Linked DNA regions of Homo sapiens: all the other regions are linked to region 1. Evidence: chromatin loops called from intact Hi-C (ENCODE). Cell type or tissue: Caco-2. All regions are shown on one strand. Each heading gives the region's core, and the rest is flanking DNA. Links, peaks and the distances in the headings are about the cores only. Region 1 has its middle 450 kb from the start of MIR4454. Region 2 has its middle 55 kb from the start of MIR4454. Region 3 has its middle 130 kb from the start of MIR4454.

Region 1 (5,894 bases), core at 1,439-3,938:
AAAAAATAAACAGGTAAGTTTAGTAGAAAGGTAAGTTTTCTTTCTTATGTTGAGATCTATTAGATAGTAATTTCATATTAAAGAGAATGATTTAGTAGAAATTGTTGGAATTATGAATGGATAGACAAGAGGGATGGATTTCATTAGATCATGGAGAAATTCAGCTCATCTAGGAGGAAGGAAGGAAACGTGTTCACAACTGTGCTAAACGTCTGTAGATGTCCAGTACTGATTCATTTTATTTTTTTCTAAGAGAAGTAGGCAGCAAGATAAATGGCTGAGTCAAAACTAAATACTTGATGCTTGAAAAAAAAAAGAAATAAAATAGTCAAATAGTAGACTATTATGGTTACAAATGGGGCACAATTGTGTGGCAGGCATGAACTTACTAGGGATTTGGATGAAAACAGGCTGGGGTTTGACAAAGACAGAAAATGACAAAGACAGTTTATGATGAAGACAGAAAATGTCAAGAGCACTGTGGGTTTATGGAAGGGTTCATGAAATGCAGTAATAACTGGTATGGCCAACAGCATATAATCTCAACAGCAAAAGAAGTTGAGGACATGAGGAGGAACAGATAGCAGAATAATGGTAGGACCAATGAATTAGAGATCTTATTTGGATTAATAATTGTAGTTTGGGTAAAAGAGCTTATAAGTTGGAGAAATTGGAGGAGATTGGTAGATGGAGAGAATAAAATTTGAAAACTACATTATGGAGGAGTTGTAGCTATTGATAATAATGATATTTAGGTATGACCATAGGCACAGAGATGACTGAGGTAGAGGGAGGAAAATATTATTGAAGAAAAGGGATTGAATGACCAATATTTTAAATCATTTTGTAAATATTAAAAATCTCAAAAATCATTACAACAAAGATCTGAGGCCAAAGCCTCAGGTATGCTCAGGAAGAGAAATGAAAACCACCTGGAATTATCAAAGAAAAAGCAAAGGAGAACTACTACACCTCCTGGTCAATGATGCGTGGAGTGACAGAGAAAAGGAGCCACCAACTCCTCAAAAAGTGAGGAGAACTTTCAGTGAAGATACGAGTGATAAATAGGGTGTGTTGACGAAAGAGGTGTATCCCAGAGTATAAGAAGAAGGTTTTAGGAGCAAGTGTGAAGTGGGATTAGGGTGGGGATAGACAGAACTGCAATGGGATCCAAGGTACTGGTGAAAAAAGGTCATGGGAGTTTGGGCTTGTTTGGGGGACCTGGAGAAACAGTGATAAATGGCATAGTGTCAATGTCTTAATGCAGATTGTCGTGATAATGCTGGCTCTATGGAGTTTATATTTAAAAATTGATGCTGTAGTCATGAAAAAATTATTCTTATGGCAAATGAGAGAATAAGTCAGTGCTAGGAGAGGATTTAATTGCAATAAAATTATGAATGATATACAAATTTTCATGAATGACAAATGCTGTTAATTATTTCCAAATTGAAAAATAATGTATTTAAGATTATTAAAATCTTACAACCTCCCAAAGGTTTCCAATTAAAAAGTGAAATTTACTACATTCAATTTTAGCTAAAGATCTAGATTAGAAGACCAATAGGCCAGTAAGCCTTAATAAGTCTTTAATGTAAACTTTTAACCTCATTTAAAACCAGATTGTATTCAGTCTAAGTTATTTAGTGTTAAGTGACTTTATTAATAAGTTCGATTGAATTATTCATTAACTGATACAGTATCTTGAGCTTTGGTGAAAATTTTTATTTCTTTCTGGAGTCAAAGAGTTTTAAATGTTTTGGCTCATTTTATTAAGTTACAACAATGTCCCTATATGTAATGAATGTCTGCAATTCTAGTCTAGACTAAGAAATGAGCTTGCATTGTGAACTGAGTCACCTCAAACATGTAAGACAATGTGAGTAATGGTGAAAATGCTAAAACCTCGTAAGTATGTGTTCCATGTGGGATCCTCCTGCAAATTTAACACAAAAGCAATGTCATCTAATTGTTAGCATATGGAAAAAATACAATTCTGACAAAAAGAAGAGGCTTGTCACTTCATTTAAGTATGATGTACTCACTGCTAACAATGAGCTCTTTGCCTGCTCTGTTATTAGCACCTCACTTTCTTGTGAATTTCTAATCACAGTGTGAAAATTCTATGCTAAATAGCTTCAACAATTATGAGGAATGCTCTATTTCATCATTTTGTTTCAAAGTATTTTGTAAAAAATATACTGACATTCCCAGGATGGGGGTGGGGCTGGAATCATGAGAATACTATCAAAAGTCAAAAGCGGTTTCTAAAAGGGACATGTCCTAAGGACAGAGGCATCCTCAGTTGCTAAAGATATATTTAAACAGGAAAAGTAAAGCTTTAATAGCTCTTTCAGTGTCCATCTGTGAAACCTGCCACCCCTTCCAAAATGGATGCCACCTCTGTCCAAGATAAGGTGTATCTCTTTTGTAGCATTTCAACACCGTTGTGTTTTCAAATAGCAGTCAATCAACACTGGCCCAGGTGAACTTCAACTGTGCACAGAATCATCACTCAGCTTTCCCAGAAGTGGTTGGCATCCTTAGAGGGAAATCAAAGACCGAAAAATAAATAAAACCACAATAAAACAATAACAAAAGCATACCACCTCCACACCTCCAAAACACAAAGGAATAAATTTTTAAATATTAAATGTTTAAAATTGTGATAAGGTCTACCTAATATTCCACATATGGTGCTAAGTAAGGTGTGTCTTGACTTTCCGAATCCTTGTGTCCTTTTCACTATGATCAATTCATCTAAATCACCCACTGTTACTTATATGTCACTTGAATGATAATGGCTTTTGTTTTTACAATTCTAGAAATTTAAATCCTGCAAATTGAACTGTTTAGGCATGTAATTTTAGTTCAGAGAATTTTCTCACCTAGAGCTCTCACTAGGTGACACTGTTCTACCACCTAGAAGTGCTTCCAATTGTATGCACGAAAGGACCGCCCGTACTTTTTTGCCTTCCTAAGAAAGGAGCTACATTTTGAAGAATTTTGTTTTCATAGATCTCAGATTGTGCCAAATTTTAAATGAAAAAAATATTAGTTTTTCATAACTTGAGAGAAATTTTTTTTGAACTGTGAAGTCTACTGTATTTGTTTGTTTGTGAGGTGTAAAAAGCTTTATGCCTAGTCCCCAATTCTTAAAATCTGTATTCAAAGCAGTATCCAGTGATAATGGCTGATATATGACTATTTATTTTGTATCAGGTACTATCTTAGGTGCTTTATGTGTATTGAATAATGTAATCCTCAAAGCAATCTTAAAAGTCATGACTGATTTTCTTTTTCAAATTATTTTAAAATAAGAAAATGGGTGCACGGAAAAGTTAAATAAGTAATCCATCATCATACATCTATTAATTAACAGAGCAACCTCATTGAGGAGCCTGTGTACTTGACCACTGCCAACTGTTCCCTCTCATTCTCCATGACTACCTACAGATCAACCTAACTGATTTCAAGTTCAGTTTCTCACAAAACAGAGATTGAAAGTCAACAATCAGTTTCTTTTATTTTTTGGTTTTAGCATAATAAACAATATCAAATCCAGTTTTATATCAATGACATGTAAGTGTTAAGGGGTGAAGTCAGCATGCATAAATTTAAATCTCAGCCCTATAATATACTGGATATTAAAATTGGGCAAGTTATCTAAACTCCTAAAGCCTATAAATGGGGAATTTTCACAGTATCTAACTCAAGTAGCTATTGTGAGTATTTAATCAAATAATTGATTGTCATCTAGCACTATTCATGAGATGTGGTTATTATTATTTGAAATACTTTTCAAGCAAAATGAAATTCTTTCTGGGTGCCTTCTCAGATTAACACCAAAGAGATGATGTATTATGAATACAGAATTAGCTAATTTGAAGATAAAAGTGTACTCATAAAAAGTTAAATATTTTTGGACATCTACCTGCAATAATAAATGTAGCCTTAGCAGAGTTAATTTATAATATTCTTTTATACCATAATTGGACAGGTTTATTGAGGTTTCCTGTGAGAAAAACTAAGTCATTTCATCTACACATAATCTTCTAAGAATCAGGTACTTACTCTCCTCCAAGATGGGGTAAGGACAACAATGTATTAATGGTCTGCTATGTTCTGTAGATGTTAGCTTTTTCTTGTAACACAATCCGTGCCTCCTCACCTCCCTCAACAATCTCTTTCCAATGTGTCCTCTTACAATTTCACTGTATTATGAGTACATTCTCCAACTCTTCTACAGATACATACTCTACTTACTGTCTTTAATTAAGTTCTAAAATGACTTTTCATTCATATTTTTATTGGTATTTTATATTGTTTTAGATTTAGGCGGCACGTGTGCAGGTTCTTTACATAGACATATCACATAGTGGTGAAATTTGGGCTTCTAGTGAACCCATCACCCAAATAGTGAACATTGTACCCAATAGGTAATTTTTTATCCCTCATCCTCCTCCCACCCTCCCCTTTTTTGGAGTCCCCGGTGTCTATTATTTATTTATTTTTTATTTTTTATTTTTTTGAGATGGAGTTTCACTCTTGTTACCCAGGCTGGAGTACAATGGCGTGACTTTGACTCCCTGCAACCTCTGCCTCCCAGGTTCAAGTGATTCTCCTGCCTCAGCCTCCCAAGTAGCTGGGATTACAGGTATGCGCAACCACACCCAGCTAATTTTGTATTTTTAGTAGAGATGGGGTTTCTCCATGTTGGCCAGGCTGGTTTTGAACCCCTGACCTCAGTTGATCCACTCTCCTCGCCTCGCAAAGTGCTGGGATTACAGGCGTGAGCCACCGCGCCTGGCTGGTGTGTATTATTGCTATCATTAAACTTGTGTGTAATCGTTGTTTAGCTCCAATTATAAGTGAGAACATGTGGTATTTGATTTTTCTGCTTCTGAGTTATTTCACTTAGGATAATGGCTTCCAGTTTCATCCCTGGTTCTACAAAAGACATGATTTCATTTTTTTTATGGTGGCATAGTATCTCATGATGTGTACCACATTTTCTTTATTCAGTCAGCTGTCGATGGACACTTAGGTTGATTCCATGACTTTGCTATTGTGAATAGTGTTGTGATAAACATATCAGTGCAGGTGTCTGTACGATAAAATGATTTCTTTTCTTCTGGATAGATACCACGTAGTGGGATTTCTCAGTCTAATGGCAGTTCTATGTTTAGTTCTTCGAGAACTCTTCATACTCCATAGAAGTAGAACTAATTTAAACCTTCCAGCAGCAGTGTACAAGTGTTTTCTTTTCTACACATTCTTTCCAACATATTTTTTGACATTTTAATAATGGCCATTCTAAATGGTATGAGATAGTATCTCAGTGTGGTTTTCATTTGCATTTTACTGATGATTAGTGATGCTGAACATTTTTCACATTTTTGGCCACTTGTGTGTCTTTTTTTAAGAAATACTGGTTTGTGTTCTTTGTCCACTTTAAAAAAAAATTATTATTATTATTTTTAGAAATGAGGTCCCAGCTACTCAGGAGGCTGAGTCAGGAGAATGGCATGAACCCGGGAGGTGGAACTTACAGTGAGCCCAGATCGCGCCACAGCACTCGAGCCTGGGTGGCAGAGCGAGACTCTGTCTCAAAAAAAAAAAAAAAAAAAAAGGAAAAAAAAAAGAAATGAGGTCTTGTGATATTGCCCACACTGGTCTCAAGCAATCCTCCCACCTCAGCCTTCCAAAATGCTGGGATTACAGGCGTGAGCTACCATGCCCAGCCTGACCACTTTGTAATGGAGTTAGTTATGTTTTCTCCTTGTTGATTTGTTTGAGCTCCTTATAGATTCTGGATATTAGTCCTTTGTTGGATGCATAATTTGCAAATATTTTGTCTCATTCTATAGGTTGCCTGTTTACCCTGTGAAAGT
Region 2 (5,894 bases), core at 1,525-4,024, 390 kb after region 1:
AAAGACTTGTGATCAACTAATGCGTTAAGTCTCTGAAGTGCGTTTGCCATAATATCACATCCTGGAAAAATAAACTCTAGTTATTAAACTGAAGACACTACTGCAGGACTGAAAGGGAGATTGATGTGAATGAAGGGATGGAGATAATTTCTTTAAATACCCCAGAAATCCCATTATATAGGCTCACACAGAAGTCTGAACAAGGAACAAAAGTTGGGGAACACAGGTAGTTGGTTTTCAACTTGTTATAAGAAAGAACTTTCTAGTAACATCAAAACCAAATTAATGATAAGAACTATCATTTAATGCATGCTACTATGTGCCTATTACATTCTGTATATAATTTCATTAAATCTTCATAATGACCCTTTGTAAATTGCCTCACATCACCCCTGAAATCCAAAGCCAGACAGTCTGATGCTGGAAGCACTGTTTTGGTAACCATGTCATACTCTCTATACCTCTAATAAATACGATTAGTCAGCAGTAGGACCAGATGCTTCATGAAACTGTATTATTAAATGTCACTCAAGTTAATCAATCAGTTCTCTATACCTGCCATGTACAAAGGATATAATACATTTCAACTGATTAAATTATTTGTCCTTAAAAACAAATGGATTTAAAAGTATCTGTTAATATTTTATTCCGTAACAATCTTTATTTTGTGTAGTATTAAATTGACTTTTTTTAATTTAGTGTGATTGTTCCCATTTTTAAAAATAATTTATTAGAGAAAAAAACATTCATCCTTTAAATTAACAAATACAGTATGATACTATGCAATGTATTTTTAACCATGGAAATAGATTATAAATATACTTTGAGAGAGAAAATTCAGATTGAGAATTGTGTAACCTATTTTCCTATAAAATAAAAACTGTTAAATGTTATATCTAGAAGAATACCATTAGCATGAATTTGTTGCTTTCTCAATAAATTGGTATGACCTGAATGTCAGAATATATTACGTAGCATTCACTGTACTCTATCCTGTAATTAAGAATGGAAATCAGTATGCGCTTTAATGGACCATCTGTAAACATGAGATCAAAGAGAACCAATAAAAGTAAAACTAAGATCTCAGGAAAAGCCTCAGATTCTCAAGGCTGCCGTGAAGTGTGCGACTCACTATTCCATCGAGGATCCTTAGCCTTTGGCTTTTCGTGAAGAGCACCAAGGAAATGCTGAAAAATCTAAAAAGTGTTGTGGATCAAATGAAAAAGGACTTGTGGGAAATGGAGAGATAAGTGATGAGGCTGCTTCTCCATCTAAAATCTTAGCATATGATTTTCCATTTTTTTATTTTAAAAAATGTATTTGCCACTTAGATAATCAAAAATATGTTCCTTTAAGGCAGTCTAGATTTTTGCTGAGCTATCATGAGTAACTGAGTAATTGTTAAAAGTAGACACACACTAAGTGGACAAGAAATTTTAGACATTTTATCCATCCTCCATAACACAAATGTACAGTATAATACACTATGTTATTTAGATAAGATAATGCTTATTGGCTTCTTTCTTCCCATAAAGTTATATAAGAAAAAAAGCCCTTTTTTTTGGCTCATTAGGAGCACTCTCCAAGTAAATCAAAGAATTCAGTTCTGAGAGCCATTCTTCTGCCATGCTCTCACTGATTGCTGGCAGTGCTAGGTCATGTCAAGATTCAGGAATAAGCTCACAATGCCTGTTTCTGGGGCAGCCACAGAATTTAACCTGCCAGGTTATAGGCAGGATTCCCCGAATTCAAAGCCTTAAAATGGAAGGATGACCAGGATTTAAAGATCGTGTTTGTGGGTGTAAAAGCTAAAGAAAATATTCTTTACCAACTCTATCCCTTTTTTATCTTTTTTATATTAAAAGATATAATTTATACCCCATAAGTGCAAAAATTATAGCATTTAATCCTGATATTTATTTACGGGTTAATAGTATATATTATATACTACCTATAGTAAGATACACATTATAAATGTTAAATGTACATTTTAGAAGACTGTAATAAAGATGAATAATAAATACCCTTTAATTTTAATTGTTAATGCTATAATGCATTTCCTTTCACTAACATTCATTATGTTACTACTATGTTTAATGACAGTAATGTGATTAAATATACTTCCTTATATTTTAAATATGTATTTAATATTTTGTGATGCAGAGATACACAAGTCAGTTTCTAAGGTTAGCTTACATAAATATTGGGTTGAAATGACTGAAAATGTATTTCAAAAGATTCACATCCAGAAGGAGGCGGAGCATGGCCAAATGAAACCCTCCTGTGATCCTCCCCCTACAGGAACACCAAATTGATCAACTATCTGTGCAACAAAGCACCCTTATAAGAACCAAAATACAGGTGAGCAATGACAGCACCTGGTTTTAAGGGCATATTAAGGAAAGAGGCACCACAGAAGGTGAGAAAGACAGTCTTACATTGCCTACACCACCCTTCTCCCATCTCCTGGAAGCACAGCACAGACAGAACATATGTGTACTTGGGGGATGGTGAGTAATTGTGGGACTCTGCATTGGAACTGACTGCTACCTTGTCACAGTGGAGAGCAACACAAGGCAGAATTCTACTGATGCCCACAGAGGAAGCATTTAGACCATTTCTGGGCCAGAGAGGAATCCTCCACCCCAGCAGTAGGAACCAGATTTCCAGTTAGCTCCACCAATTGACTAAAGTGACCTAGGGCCTAGAATAAATTTGAAAGGCAGTCGAGCCACAAGAAAACTGGGGGCAAGTCCTGGTGCTGCAGTGGGACCACAGCCAGTGGACTTGGAGCGAACGTGACCCAGTGAGATGTCAGCTCTAGTGGCCATGGGAGTGCTTGTGTCACCCATCCTCCAACCGTAGGCAGCCCAGCACAGAGAAAGCGACCCCTTCTGTTTGGGGGAAAGTGAGGGAAGAGAATGAGAAACTTTGCCTAGTAATCTAGGGAGTTCTCTTGGATCTTACACAGGCCCACCAAAGCTGTACCTCTACCAGGCTACAGAAATTACAGCGTTACTGGGCTTGGAGTGCCCCCTAGTGCAATTATGGCTACAGTGACCAATGACTTAAATCACAATACTCAATTTTTTTTTTTTTTTTTTTTTTTTTTTTTTTTTTTTGGAGACGGAGTTTCGCTCTTGTTGCCCAGGCTGAAGTGCAATGGCGCGACCTCGGCCCACCACAACCTCCGCCTCCGGAGTTCAAGCGATTCTCCTGCCTCAGCCTCCCGAGTAGCTGGGACTACAGGCATGCGCCACCACACCTGGCTAATTTTGTATTTTTATTAGAGACGGGGTGTCTCCATGTTGGTCAGGCTGGTCTCAAACTCCCGACCTCAGGTGATCCGCCCTCCTCGGCCTCCCAAAGTGCTGCGATTACAGGCGTGCGTAAGCCACCGCGCAAGGCCCACAATACTCAATTATTTGAATACCTAGAAATCCTTCTCAAGAAGGACAGGCACAAACAAGTCCAGACTGTTAATATTAGAATACCTGACTCTTTAATGTCCAGAAATTGATGAATATCTACAAGTATCAAGAACATCCAGGAAAATATGACTTCACCAAATGAACTAAATAAAGAATCAGCCACCAGTCCTGGAGTGGCAGAGATGTGTGACCTTTCCGGCAGAGAATTCAACATGGCTGTTTTGAGGAAGTTCAATGAACTTCAAGATAACACACAGAGAGGGAAATCAGAATACTACCAAAGAAATTTGACAAAGAGGTTGAAATATTGTAATAAAAATCAAGCAGAAATTCTAAGGCTGAAAAATTCAATTGACAAACTGAAAAATGCAACAGAGTCTCTCGACAGCAGAGTTGATAAAGCAGAAGAAAGAATAAGTGAGCTTGAAGACAGGCTATTTGAAAATATACAGGCAGAGAAAAAAAGTAAAAAGAATAAGAAAGAATAAAGCACACCTATAAAATTTAGAAAATGGCTTCAAAGGGGTGAATATAAGAGTTATTGGCCTTAAAGAGGAGGTAGAGAGAGAGAGATTGGGACAGAAAGTTTCTTCAAAGAAATAAAAGAAATCTTCCAAACCTAGAGAATGATATCAGCATTCAGGTACAAAAAGGTCATAGAACACCAAAGTCTTATTTAACTCAAATAATTTAATAACCAACCTCCCAAAAATCAAGGATACAGCAGGGATTCTAAAAGTGGTAAAAGAAAAAAAAATAATAACACACAAAGGAGCTCTGATATGTCTGGCAACAGGCTTCTCAGTGGAAACTTTATAGGCCGTGAAGGACTGGGATGACATATTCAAAGTGCTGAAGGAAAAATAACTTTAATTCTAGAATATTATATCCAGCAAAAAATATCCTTCAAACCTAAAAGAGAAATAAAGACTTTCCCAGGCAAACAAAAGCTGAGAGATTTCATCAACACCAGAACTGTCCTACAAAAAATGCTGAAGGAAGTTCTTCAATCTGAAAGAAAAGGATGTTAACAAACACTAAGAAATCATTTGAATGTATAAAACTCATTAATAATGGTAAGTACACAGAATACTCTAACACTGTAATTGCAGTGTGTAAACCACTGATATGTCGAGTAGAAAGACTAAAAGATAAACATAAAAAATAACAACAACTTTTCAAAAGGTAGTATAAAAAGATATAAATAGAGACAACAATAAGTCAATGGCAGGAAGGGAATGGAGTTAAAATATAGAGTTCTTTAGTTTTCTCTTTCCTTGTTTGTTCATTGTGTTTTTTTTCTTGTAACCAGAGTTAAGTTGTCATTCATTTAAAATAATTGGTTATAAAATATTATTTGCAAGCCTCATGGTAACATCAAATCAAGAAACCTACAATAGATACACAAAAAATAAAAATCAAGAAACTAAAACATGCTACTAGAGAAAATCACCTTTACGTAAAGGAAGGAAGGAGGGAAGGAAGGAAGGAAAGAAGGAAGGAAGGAAGGAAGGAAGGAAGGAAGGAAGGAAGGAAGGAAGGAAGGAAAGGGAAGGGAAAGGAAGGAGGGAGGGAGAGAGGGAGGGAGGGAGGGAGGGAGAGGCAGGGGAAGAAGGGCCATAAAATAACAAGAAAACAACAAAATGGCAGAAGTAGGCCCTTAAATGTCAGTAATACCACTAAATATAAATGGACTAAACTTTACAATCAAAAGACTGACTGAATGGATAAATAACAAGACCCAACTATATGTCACCAACAAGAATCTCACTTTACTTATAAAGACATTCACAGACTGAAAATAAAGGGGTGACAAAAAGTATTCCATGAAAATGGAAACCAAAAAAGAGCAGATGTAGTTATATTAGAAAAAATAGACTTCAAGACAAAAACTGTAAAAAGAGACAAAAATGTCATTATATAATGATAAAGTGGTCAATTCAGCTAGAGGAAATCACAATTGTAAATATACATGTACCCAACACTGGAGCACCCAAGTATATAAAGCAAATATTATTAGACCTAAAAAGAAAGATAGATGCCAATGCAATAGTAGCTGGAGATCCTGACAACCCAATGTCAGCATTGGACAGATCATCCTGATAGAAAATCAAAAAAGAAACATTAGACTTAATCTGCAGTACAGACCACATTGACTTAACAGACACTTAAGGAACATTGAATCCAATAGCTGTAGAATACACATTCTTCTCTTTAGCATGTGGATCATTCTCAAGGATAGACCATATGTTAAGTCGTAAGACAATTCTTAAAAAACATCAAAAAATTTGAAATCATATCATGTATCTTCTGTTACCACAATTGAGTGAAACTGGAAATCACTAACAAGAGGAACTTTGGAAACTATATAAACATATGGAAATTAAACAGTGTGCTCCTAAATGACCAGTGAGCTGATGAAGAAATGAAGATGGATATTTTAAAAAATTGTTTAAACAAATG
Region 3 (5,894 bases), core at 1,572-4,071, 310 kb after region 1:
AAAATCTAATCAGCTGCCAGCGAATATAAGGCAGGCAGAAAAACATGAAAAGGAGAGAGACTGGCCTAGCCTCACAGCCTACATCTTTCTCCGGTGCTGGATGCTTCCTGCCCTCAAACATCAGACTCCAGGTTCTTTAGTTTTGGGACTCAGACTGGCTCTCCTTGCTCCTCAGCTTGCAGACAGCCTATTGTGGGACCTTGTGATCATGTAAATTAATACTTAATAAACTCCCCTATATATATAAGAGATATATATATAGGATCCCAGAATTGATCTCTGGGTATACAAACACAGGAACACATGGAGATAAACACAAAGTGTGAATATCTTTGTATTATCTACTATCATTCACAAGTGAGTACCTACCAAGGAGCAAGTATATTTTGGGAACTTGACTTCAGCCAGTTGATGTCATTGGCCCTGCCAGATAGGCATAATGGGCACATAAATCTAATTAATGCAGTGGCCACAGTGAAAACAATGAAGGCTAAGCATGGGCCCAACAACATGGGCTTCCACTTACGAAAGCTACTGCTACAACTGAATGCTCAACCTGCCAGCCAGAGAGATCAATTCTGGGATCTTAAATAGAATTTATCATCAAGGAGACCAACCAGATATTTGATGACTACACTGGGCCCCTTTCAAGCTGAAAAGCATGAAAACTTGCTTTAAAAGGAATAGATACATATGTGGGAGAGATTTTACTATTTCTGCCCACAAGATATTACTAGAACAACTATCCAATGATAAATGAAGTGTTTAATTCTCCAGGAGAGGATCCCACATATCACTGGTCAGATGAAAGGTCCTTCTTTATAGCAAAAAAAAAAAGGTGCGGAAGTGGCACACAACACTGGTTGTGTCACATATGCACCATTAGAAGCTGTTGATATGAAAGAGCACTGGGAAGTACAGTTAAGAATCAGCTCAAGAGACAGAGTGTTGTGAACATGGAGATATACCACTGCCCAGATTCTACTTCAAGAAAAGAACTGAAGTTGTCTCAGCATCTGGGTGGGTCAGTCTTTTCAGAATTTTCCTTGGCTGCAGACAGCTGTATAGCCCAAGGGCATGGTCTTCCTGGCTGGATCACATCCAGTGACTGATAATGACATTGTCTTACAGGCCTGGCCATTTCCCCTTACTGCGAGATACCAACTTGCCTCACGCAATGCACAGTTCACAACCTCCCCGCTGTGGGAGTAGCTGAGGTTTTGTTGTACCTGCCCCTGTTTGACTTCTCTCTCTACCCAATTGGGTTTCCTCCAACTATGGAGGCCCTTATGTAGTGTTTCCATTTCCAATGTCTGTTTTCCACATTTCTAATTATACTCTTTAGCACTTCCTCTTTTTATCATCATTTTATATGCAAAGGCCTGAAATTGTCATTGAGCAAAACCTGAATATCAAAATTTGAATCTCTCTTTCTTAGCCCAAGGCTGATGATATGATATAATCTGTGGCTTATCTGAAAAACAAAAAATAAAATAAATTGAGCACCCTCTACTGAAAAAAAAAAATGTGATCAAGCCAATTAACGGAAAATCTATTTCCTTCTTGAAATCAGTTTCTTATTTTTAAAATCAAGAAAAAAAAACAGTATGTTTCTGGTGGAGATTTTAATTTTCCAGGGAAATATATTTCACATCTAGTAAATTCAAGACGTTATTCAAAGGTAGCTGGAGTGTGATTACCCTCCTGAGAAATCACAAGTCTAACAACAATAGTATTTCTCAAATGGCTGCACTTCAGTCTTCACATATATTTGTTGTTTTCCTCTTTCTGCAAGCATGATAAGGCACATGTTTATTTTGTTTCATAATTAATTTTAGTTTCCAGGAGAATTAATTGATGTATTTATTCTGTTTTAACAGAACATACTGAATGTTTACTTAGGTATCAGACTCTTGACCAGTTGTTAAGGGTGTAAACTTAAATAAGATATGGTAATTTCCTTTTTAAAATTGTTTCCCAACAAATGAAGTGCAAATTGTTTCTTAAGTGGGCTTTATTTCTCTGCCATCTTAGTCTGTTAATTCAGTTTGTCAGAGATCCCTTCTTTGCTAATTGACCAAGAATTTAATCTGGTAAATCACAATGATTTGGGGTCATTTTGCTTCTAAGAACATTCTCTTTTTAAAGACAATTTCTAGCCCCAATAATATTTTCGGTGTAAAGTCCTCTTTATCACTTCTCTCCACCGCAGGTTGCAGAGCAGCAGTAGGGAGACAAGCTGACACGTTCCTTCATTTATTCTTCTTCCACTTTCCTCCTCCACTTGCTCTGATTCTTCCTGCTTATTGTGGACTGTGAGCAGAAGAAAGGGGAATGAAACAAGGACAAAATGTCACATTCTCTTCCTATGTCATCCCTGTGGTTGGTGTGCTTTCTCCTGGTCCTGTGATGGGTAGCATTGCTGGGTTCTTCAGAGAAACTGAGAGACACCCTTCCCCTGAGAACCTCCCACTTCCCTGTCACTGACACTGATAGCACACTTTCTGCCTGACCCGTTTCCTCCCCACTTTCCTCCCCAGTCAGGCATTCCTCTTGGATGGAGGTGTTTCAAGAGGATCTGGTTTCAGCTATTCTCTACAGTGTCACTCCTCTCAAGCCAACACATACATCCTGAACCCACTAATGTGTGTAAGCACATGGGTCCCTCAGCTCCCTCTGCTGTCCATCTGCCTCTCATGGGCAACTCCAGGCAGCACCTGCCTTCTTCAGAGCTCACCAGGAGAGAAGCAGGCATGAGGCTCTCTGCTCACACGTGCCTCCAACCTCTGGGAAAACATGTCAGGATCTTTCTACCAAGAACCCCTTTTAATGCCAGCTGCAGCCCTAGGCAGGGCTCCCTGACTCTGCTGCCCACCAAGCCTCACCCAAGAAGTGAGATGCAAGCCAGCCCTTCATTACCCAGAACACCAGTCTTAAGTGTCCCCACCCCTTCCTTGCATGACTTCAAGTGGGTAAGGTAACGTCCTTCCCTGTTTCTCTCCATAGGAAAGAGAGAGAATCACCACCATAGCGTTTGTACTCAAATGAATTCTCTTTTTCTTCCTTCTTCTTTTTTTTTTTTTTTAAATGGATGGAATCTTGCTCTGTTGATCAGGCTGGAGTGCAGTGGTATGATCATAGATCACTACAGCCTCCAACTCTTGGACCCAAGTGAACCTCCTGCCTTAGCCTCCCCAGTAGCCATTAGTACAGGTGCTATTTTGGCTGCTTTTTGGCAATACCTGCATAGATAAGTTCAGCACTTCCCTTCAGACTGCAGATGTTGTTAGCCCTTCCCACCACCATTGTTTTCAACCTGTAGGTTTTAGCCAAAATTCTAAGACAGGATGAAAAGTCCCCTTTCACATCCTGCTATAAAACAATTTAAGACACCATTATATATTATTCTAATATAAAACTTAGTTCTATTTATAAGTGTAATAATTTATAAGGGAAAATTGCACTTTGTAGACAACTTGAAAGAAGTGAATGATGAAGAAAAATGAACATATTGAGTTTACAATAATTTCTATGTACCAAAATCTTTCTTTAAAAAAATCAGCAGCTAACATATCAAAGAAATTCTATATAGAACTGTAAATCCTTGTCAAGTAGGCATCTCATAAACTTTTGTTATTATTTCCTTTATGTCACATCTCAAGAGCTCTCCCACTCTTCTTCAATACTTAAAGCAATTGCTTTTCTTCCTTCCCCCAAAGCTCAGCTTTAGCAGGAACTTGGTCTCCCCAAAACCCTCCATTCTTGTTCCTGCTGAAGGCAAGCCCACTGTTCAGTTGTGTCTTAACAGAACTTTGCTAATCACTATGTGGAATAAGAAACCCGGTTCAATTACAATGATTACAGACAGAATCCTAAGCTCTTCTGACAACATAAGTCTTAATGTAATGTATTTGAACCAGTTCTTAGAACTCTAGCCTCTGTCTTTATCCCGAAAATGGACCTCATGCAAAATAGCAATGACAAAACAAACAACAAAAGCAAAGCAAACGATAGAAAGACCTCCTTTTTATCCTAAATTATAGCATAGTCCATGTGCAGCCTTCCATAAACTTGGCAGAATGCAGAGGAATAGCTCAAACTTCAGAGTGGGACAGCTCTGTTAATTCCTGATTAGGAAAACTTGGGCAAATTGTCTAACCATCTGAGTCCCTGGCTTCCTTGATCATGAAAATGGGAAGGATATTTATCTCTCAGGTTGTTGTGAGAATTAAATCAGATAACAAGTAGAGGTCCTAGATCATAGTATGTTTTGGTTACTGACAAAACTTCCAATAAAAATTAGATGGTTCTTCACTTTAAGAGAAATGCAATTGAGGTATGACAAAGACGCCTACTCACAATGTCCATTTCTGAGCACCTCAAAAATAATTGTCCCCTAGTTTCCTATTAGGAAGAACCCTCTTCACATTCCAACCACTGAAGAGAGAATCGCGGGTCTGTTCTTGAGGCAGTGGGGGTGGATTTGTAAAGGTGAACCAGAGATATTGAACCAGAGATGTGATTTGGAGCCCCGTCTCTGCCGCTTCCCAACATTATGTGGGAAAGTAAGTTGATTCAGCAATTCCTGGTGCACAAGAGTGCTCATAGCAATGTTGATCATTGAAACAAAACATGAAAAAAGCCTACAGTCTATCAACACTGGAATAAACCAATTTTGTTATATTCATATAATGGAGTATGGGACAACAGGGAAATGAAAGAACTAGATCTCTATTATTTATTTGAATTTTGTAAATAAACTATTGAATGAAAGAGGCAAGAAAAAAACTACACAATTGATTCCCTTTAGTAGGTAATATCAAACAGTTTTCATAAGGGACTACACAAATTTAAACTCCCTTGAGCACTGGATAAGAAATATCATTGCTCCACACCCTCAAAAGCAGCTTTGTAATATTTGGGACACCAATCATTGTCAGTTGTATATAAAGCAAATATCTTCTACTTTGAAGCTTGTCATTTCACTCCCTTTGTGGTGTCTTTTTGATATATAAAAGTTATTGGGTTTAATGAGCTCGTTTATTAATCTTAGCCTTTATTGTTTGTACTTTTGCTCACAAAGAATAGTAGATTTTTCTTTGTTATTTAACACAAAATAATTACTGTCATTATTCTTTTTTGGCACTCCAATTATCAACTTTGTCAAGTGGGAGCACTGCCCAGCAAGGTCTTGTGTTTTTCGTTATTGTTGTTTGCCAATCTTATATGTGAAAAATGATATCTGTGTAGTTTTAATTTGTGTACTTTTTTATTCAGAGTGAAGCTGAAATTTTTTCATGTTTAAGGGCCATTTGTATATTTTTTTCTGTCATCTGTCTGGTTGTGTTTTCTTCCCATTTATTACTTGGTTTAGTCTTTTCATTCTTGATTTTTAAAAATAATATATTACAGAGATTAACCCTCTATCTGTGATATAAGTTTTAAATTGCAACAACAACAAAAATTCCCATTTTGTCATCTGCTTTTACTTTGCCTATGGTTTTGTTTTACTTTGGTTAGTTGTTGCTACTAAACAACTTGTTTAGTTGTCGTTTTTTATAGTTGCTTTTAGCAACATTTTAAATATTGCATCTGGCTTTTGAGTTGTTTGAAAGATACTCCATATATCTAGGTTATTACAAAGTTTATTCTGTATGTGGTATGAGTTATGGGTCCAATTTTCAGCTCTTCTCCAAATGGCTACCAATTGTATTAATACCACTTATTTAAAAGTCTATTTCCTGAGGGATTTGAGGTACTTCCTTTATAATGAACTTAGTATCCATGAGTATCTATATTGACTTCTGCTTTCCTATTGATCGCTCCATCCATTTATTTTCATTACACAGTATTTTATTTGTAAAAGCTTTCAGTGTATTTTCATAACTGGCCTT

Evidence for each region. Hi-C counts contacts between places; a loop is a spot of excess contacts. Peaks named below come from ENCODE experiments on the same cell type or tissue, not always from the same donor. Only the 100,000 strongest peaks of a DNase experiment are listed, where the experiment ranks them.
Region 2: it touches region 1 in a loop (16-fold over the local background); 34 of 110 quality-filtered maps call a loop at or near these places.
Region 3: a loop joins it to region 1, with 38 times the contacts of the local background. A loop is called at or near these places in 4 of 110 quality-filtered maps.

The regions. Positions count from the first base shown.
Region 1 is chr4:162,642,665-162,648,558 of GRCh38, forward strand. No RefSeq gene overlaps it. Among named protein-coding and RNA genes, the nearest start is that of MIR4454, 450 kb to the right of the region's middle. In Caco-2, for the core only: a CTCF peak has its summit at 2,905; no DNase peak of the experiment used is centred there.
Region 2 is chr4:163,035,308-163,041,201 of GRCh38, forward strand. No RefSeq gene overlaps it. Among named protein-coding and RNA genes, the nearest start is that of MIR4454, 55 kb to the right of the region's middle. In Caco-2, for the core only: no CTCF peak of the experiment used is centred there; a DNase peak (open chromatin) is centred at 3,034.
Region 3 is chr4:162,956,611-162,962,504 of GRCh38, forward strand. No RefSeq gene overlaps it. Among named protein-coding and RNA genes, the nearest start is that of MIR4454, 130 kb to the right of the region's middle. In Caco-2, for the core only: no CTCF peak of the experiment used is centred there; a DNase peak (open chromatin) is centred at 2,681.